Regions from separate parts of the Mus musculus genome. Here region 1 is linked to region 2. A link is a contact called in ENCODE POLR2A ChIA-PET data. All regions are on one chromosome and are shown on one strand. Each heading gives the region's core, a stretch centred on a gene start or an enhancer-like site at or near the end of the contact. The rest is flanking DNA. Distances are from core to core; before and after follow the strand shown. Region 1 holds the start of Scand1 (SCAN domain-containing 1). Region 2 overlaps Phf20 (PHD finger protein 20).

Region 1 (3,306 bases), core at 144-2,643, 34 kb before region 2:
AGTCAGAAGCCAAGAGAAGCTGAATGAACCCGGTCATTCTGGAAGACTTAGTTGTCCGGAGGAGGATAGAAGCCTAGAACTTCGTGGGCTGCCCAGAGCTGTGGACTCACAATGCTTGGGTACCACGCTCATCTCATCCCATCATCCCAAGCATCCTTACCAACCGCTCCATCTCCCTAGCTCTGAAAGCTCTGTCTTTTCCAGAGCTTGATTTACTCCACCTGACAACTGTGAGGCAGGCACTATTTATTGCTGGGGGTGTTAAAGCAAAGAAAAGATGTTTCCTGACACCTGATTCCGACACTCTAGACAGCAGCTAGTCAACAAAGATATACTATAAACTGTATGTGTAATTTAAAAATTTCAAAGTAGTTGTATTTTAAAAGTAAAAAGACACAGGTAAAATTTAATAATATAGTTTATTTGACCCCCATATATACAAAATTACATAACATACTCAAATATGTAATAAATACAAAATATTTTTCTTTTCCTACAGACACATGCGTAATTCTACATTTTAATACATCTCAATTTCGGGGTATTTACCTTTCAAAGATTCAGTAAATACAAGAAGCTAATGGCCACCATCTGGGACATCGTTAATTACAGTTTACTTATTAAACTTTTTTCAAAGATGTATTTACTTATTTTATGTATTCACCGCTGTTCTTTTCAGACACACCAGAAGAGGGCATCAGAGCCCATTGTAGATGTAAGCCACCATGTGGTTGCTGGGAATTGAACTCAGGACCTCTGGAAGAGGAGTCAGTGCTCTTAACTACTGAGCCATCTCTCCAGCCCCCCACTTATTAATCTTAAAGTTAAAGTAGTACCCACTGAATCTCTTTCTCTTGGTTTTCGAGGACAAGCAAAAACAATGACAAAGAAGCCCTGAGCACTTGTTTGGGGGCAGGAAAGTCTGAAGACTCTTGCCCAAATACTTTGTCCTTCTCAAAATAAAGTGAAATCAATTGCACCTATGCAGGCGACAGTATATGTGTGTGTGTGTGTGTGTGTGTGTGTGTGTGTGTGTGTGTGTGTGTGTGTGTTTAATGAGATTCTCAGCTCAATTTATAGCTCAGGAGGTGTCCTTTAGCTCTAGGATTACGGGCTTGAGAGATCTTTTTAAAAGTAATTGGAGCCCCTGTCCCGCTGTCCCACCCAGGGCATCCGCCCAAGCTCCGACAATCCCCTAGCCAACCATCACCCTCCTTTACCCAGGACTGTCAGCGCTACCCCCAGATCCTGCCTGGTCAAGTAGGGACCAGCATCTACCCTAGGAGGCGCAGGTCACCTGCACGCCAGGGCGGTCCTTCGGTTGGGGTGTCTCCGCCTTTATCTCCTTAATCGAGGCCGGACTCTCCTTGTCTTCCTCTGATCTGGAATCCGATCCCGACTCAGATTTCGACTCTGTCGTGTCCGACTTGTCCGCCGGCTCCAATGGGGACCTTGCAGTGCCGCCATCCTTAGTGTCAGTAGAGCTGATGTCTACGGACTTCCCCAGATCAAACTTCACGTGACTGGTAGAGGAGGCGGCTTCCGGATTCGCGGATCGGTTCATTTCCGGCCACCGAGGAGCTTCGCGGGTCGAGGTAAGCTGGGCTTGCCCGCAGCCTGTCCTGAGTCCGCGTCCCGCTGGGGTGCCCGGGCCCTGCCCTTCAGCGGCCCTCTGTTACCTCCTTCCGGTGCAGACGCAGGCGAGGCGCCGGACTGCGAAACAAAGGGGGACGCCAACAGCCGTAGTCATGGCGGCGCCGCAGCCCAGCCAGGACCCCCAAAGCCCCGCGGCGCCTCCCGAGCAGCAGGAAGGAGCCGGCGACTGTGCGGCCCCGTCGCCCGATTCCGGGAGCTCCCCGGCCCCGGAGCTCCCCGGCGCGCCCGCAGCTTTGAACACGGCGCCCTACGCTGACGCCGCCCTGCGGCCCGGAGCCTCTCGGCCCGGCCCCGAGACCTTTCGCCAGCGCTTCCGGCAGTTTCGCTACCAGGACGCGGCCGGGCCCCGGGAAGCCTTCCGGCAGCTGCGGGAGCTGTCCCGCCAGTGGCTGCGGCCGGACATCCGCACCAAGGAGCAGATCGTGGAGATGCTGGTGCAGGAGCAGCTGCAGGCCATTCTACCGGAGGCGGCCCGGGCTCGGCGGCTGCGGCGCCGCGCGGACGTGCGCATCACCGGCTGAGCGGCGGAGCCTGGGGCTCCCTGGACTGACACCCTACCCCTGAGTTAATAAAAGTTGAATTTTGACAGCTCCCATGTCTGCTGTGTCTTGCGTTCGTTCTTTATTTATTGGGTTTATTTTACGAACTTGTTGCCCACCTTTCCAGCTGATAGCTAGAGGATTCTGGGAACCTGTAAGATTAAGGCTTTTGATTAGCTATTCCTGGACCACTGCATTTGCGCGAAGCTGTGCCCTTAGGCAGGAAATCTACCTAGATCTAGACCACATTCAGTTTTTCTAAACCTGCATGAGTTTTGTTTTGCAAAAGGCCATGTTAATGAGGTTTCAGTTTTCTAGCCTTCTATTCTCCCCTCTGCCTCACACTATCTAGTATCCGAGCTTCAGCAGATGGCAGTACACAGCGGTTTCGAAGCTGAGCAGTAAAATAACTGGCCCTATTAAATGCTTTATTTAGTTGGTTGTTGTGACTCATACTTTAAACCTCAGCACTCAGGAAGCAGAGGCAGGAGGGTCTCTGAGGCCAGCCTGGTTTTTACATAGTGTGTTCCAGCCAGGGCTATGTAGACCCTCTCAAAAACAAACTCAAGCAACAGAACTGATATTGCCAAGGAAAGCGAACTCTCGTTTCACTTTATGCTTAAAGATCAGTAACTGGAATCAGTACAACTGGACAACAGTGTTTTCCCAGTAATCTTGTTGGAAATAGCCTCTTCTTCCAACGGTTACCTGGTAAGTTTTTTTTTTGAAAACAGCTTTTCTCAGTTTTTCTTTTGAGAAGTTGATGTGTACTTTACATAATTTCCACTTAACTTCTCCATCTCATATGACCTCTACTTTCACATTTGTTAGACACACACACAGAGTATCCAGTGTCCTGTGACAGGGACTGAGAAGGCTCGGCATGTTTCCTTGCCTTAACCTATATGGGTCAGGGCCTCCTGTCTTTCTATATACACGTGTTGGTCATTTGAGAAATGTTTTGCATAAAACTATTTAGCGTTCATGACCTTAAAAACAAACCAATGGCCATGACGGAAATGTGTATCATGAAAAGACGCCTCGGACTTCGGACTCCTTGACACCGATGCCCATTCCTCTCCTTTATCAGCCTCTCATGAACTTCCTCTGT
Region 2 (3,286 bases), core at 626-3,125:
CCAGGTGTGTGCTACCTTTTCTGGTTTATGTGGTGCTGAGGTTTAAACAGTATTCCTCCAAGCTAAGCACACACTCTACCTACTGTATCATGTAATTTTAAACAACCATGAAAGAGAATAGAGGCTAGATAGAGCACATGTGAGGCTGCTGTTCCAATCTCAGAAGAGACTACAATGGAAGAGCCAGGTATAATGACTCAAGTCTATAACCCAGCACTTAAGAGACTGAGACAGGAGGTTTGCCATGAATTTAAATGAAACCTGGAATGCAGATTAAGACCCTGTCTAACATAAACCAACCGTTAAGGATTTCAGGGGGTCCAGATCAGTTGACAGCTGCCTGGCTGCTCTGCAAAGCCTTCATCCAGCTCCCAACACTGAATACACTAAGCTCTGGTGGCCAACAGTCACAGCACAATGGAAGGAGACAGGAGGATCAGGAGTTGAAGATATTTTCATCTATACAAGTTCCAGGACAATGTAGGATACAAGAGACCCTGTCTCAGAATTAATTAAAAATTATAAAGGGGCATTGTGCTTTTTCCTGTCAACGTTAGAACAATGTATACTAAGAAAACAGATACAACAGTGAGGCCGCACCTGCTTGTAATCCCAGGACCTGGGAGAGATGCAGGGCAATGGTGGGTTTGGTTTTGTAGCTGGTTGGGGGCTATAAAGGGAGGCAGTCTCGCAGTATCTCTCTGTCTCCCCCCCCCCCCAACTACGAAAGCACAGGAGCAGCCAGAGGAGAAGGACCCACTTGAGGAGTCCTAGGTGGCTTTATCGGTGTCTGCACCACTTCTGTCCTGTCAGCTGTCACTCCACCACATTCTGTCCTCACAGAAGGAAGTAACAGAAATCCTACCTACTAACTGCTGTTGATGTTAAACTCACTGGGTAGCCCAGGATAGCCTCAAACTCACTGTTACCCTCCAGCCTTAGCCTCCCAAAGTGCTGGCATTATGAGTGTGTAAGCCACCATGTTACTCTTCTTTCTTCTATATTTACAACATTTTCATAGACCTGAGATAATTTCAAATAAGACTTACTTAAAAATGCACACAGTTGCAGGCTGGAGAGATGGCTCAATGATTAAGAGCACTGACTGCTCTGCCAGAGGTTCTGAGTTCAATTCCCAGCAACCACATGGTAGCTCACAATCCGTAACGTAATCTGATGCCCTCTTCTAGTGTGTGTCTAAAGACAGCTTCAGTGTACTCATATAATAAATAAATAAATCTAAAAAAAAAAAAAAAAGAAAAAGAAAAGTACACAGGGCCGAGGGTGCTAACTCGGTGGTGCACCTTGCTTGGCTTGTACAAAGCCCTGGGTTCGATCTAGCACTATACAAGAAAAAGGCATAGCTGGGAGTATAGCTCAGTAGCAGAGTGTGTGCTCAGTAGGAGTAATCTGTGGTTCAGTCCTTAGCATTAGAAAAAATATAATATACATATATGAACACATGTATACACAACTGTCTATGCTCAGAAAAAATACCTAGAAGTCCAACAAGATGGCTTGGTTGGTAATGGCACTTGCTGTGTACACCTGACAATGTGATTTTGATTCCCAAAACATAAATAAAAAGTAGAAAGAAAGAAATTATTCACAAGGTTGTCCCCTGACCTCCAGGCATCTGGTTCCAGTGAACACTGCCTGGCTCTTGCCCAGAATATAGATTTCTACATACACACAAAGCAAATGAGAGCATGACCATCTATTCCACAAGATGGCAGTGCTGCCCCTGCTGGTGAGTCCTCTCTGAACTTGAAGTGTTGCCTCCAACAGCTGCTTTCTCATTTCTAGGGGCATGACTCCACCTAGGTTTAGAAACAACAAGGCTGTGGCAGCAGCCTGGAGAACAGTCACTGCCCAGTGGCGGAGCCGCTCCTGCTCTCTGTGGCTGTTTTGCTGACAACCCAGCCCATTTCCTGCCCACTTATATAAGGCATTCCTGGCTCAAGTGTCTTTAGCAGCCTTCTTACCAGCAATCTTTCTGTATCATCTGTATTCCCACAAACCCTTTATTCCAAAACAAACCCCAGAAATATTATTTTGCTTCAAGGACGACATACCTCTCCTTTTTAGCTACAGAATTACAAAGGTGACCTTCTTCCCCAGTCCTAATCACTGACTGCACGCTGCCCCTTCTAGGAGTAAAGGCACTACTGTGATAAGTGCCTGGGAGGAGGTGGCCCTGCCCCTCACTGTACCAAGTTCCTCAAGGCAGCACTCTGCTCTCTTCTTTCCCATGGTGTCCTCAGCAGTTCAGCAGCAGCAGGGAGGATACAGAGGGAAGGAGGGCAGGATATGGGAACAAACTAATAAGCCATAGTTTGGCTGAGTTGCTTCTTTGTCTACTGTGAAGTTAGATTAACTTGAAAGTCAAGAACTCCACAGATTCCTCAAAGCAAATGGCTGAGACTGAGAGCAACTTCCCTGCTTAGCCTTAACCCACTTAGGAAACCTGCAAACTAAGTCAGAAACCACATTATCTGAGAGTCTCCTGGGCTACACAGTGCTTCCCCCCCACCTCCAAATGTCTGCCTGCCACCCACCTTCCCAGGTCCTTCTTCCAACCCTGCCTAAACACTAAGTCCACAAAGTTCTGTAAACTGAATAGCTTCTGGCACACAGGAAGGGCTCAGAGAGTGAGTTCTGAGTTCAGTTCCTCCACAGCAGGTACACATGGCTTATTCAATAAAGGTTTGTGGACTCCACATTTTGATTATCCATTCTGTTGGACAGACACAACTTCCTAAAGAAAAATGATTATACATCTGTGACTCTCTATTCAAGAAACAGAACAAGGCATGGAAGATTATGCCTGCAATCCCAGTACATGTAGACTGAGACAGAAAAATTGTTTAGGGATAGTAGGCCCTGTCTCAACAAACAAAAAGCATTTAAAAAAACAAAATGCAAAACCCCTTAAGTTTGAAGGATAGAACTCTTCTAGGTGTTATAGTAAACAGACCTAGTTAACTTACCAGTGCAACACTTACTACTAAAACTCTAGTGACAAGGACCTTTCTGTTCACTTTAGAGCAGACAACCAGCCACCAAGACTATGTAAGTTACAGCTACAGGTCAAGGCCCCACATGAGTCTGTTCATTGTTCCATGTTCCATGCAGAACATTCACAAATAAGAATGGTTTAGAATAAAGTCTGGAGCATGCATATAACATCTCCCCATTAAATGAACAGATGGGCAACACAACACATACACAGAAAAAAAGGTGACTGCTAAAGCAACTATAAAGTTCTAGAAAGTTAGGAGAAATT

The links. ChIA-PET counts read pairs that join two places held with the same protein, here RNA polymerase II (POLR2A).
Region 1: POLR2A ChIA-PET joins it to region 2 with 15 read pairs in Patski. The contact joins the promoter of Scand1 here to the enhancer-like site in region 2. POLR2A ChIA-PET finds 5 or more read pairs at or near these places in 3 of 5 experiments (Patski and embryonic stem cell).

What each region holds. Positions count from the first base shown.
Region 1 is chr2:156,310,791-156,314,096 of GRCm38, reverse strand. It overlaps Scand1 (SCAN domain-containing 1), which reads left to right and starts at 1,393. Exons shown (of 2, transcript NM_020255.3): 1 at 1,393-1,595; 2 at 1,695-2,251. The coding sequence starts at 1,749. The coding sequence ends at 2,177. Cnbd2 (cyclic nucleotide binding domain containing 2) reads right to left here and starts at 1,624. Exons shown (of 13, transcript NM_027585.2): 1 at 1,298-1,624. The coding sequence starts at 1,564.
Region 2 is chr2:156,277,325-156,280,610 of GRCm38, reverse strand. The region is part of intron 9 of Phf20 (PHD finger protein 20); the gene reads right to left. Among named protein-coding and RNA genes, the nearest start is that of Cnbd2, 34 kb to the left of the region's middle. Within about 2 kb of position 1,875, at least 1 of the 3 ENCODE cell types and tissues checked has a DNase peak (open chromatin) inside an H3K27ac peak, as active enhancers do.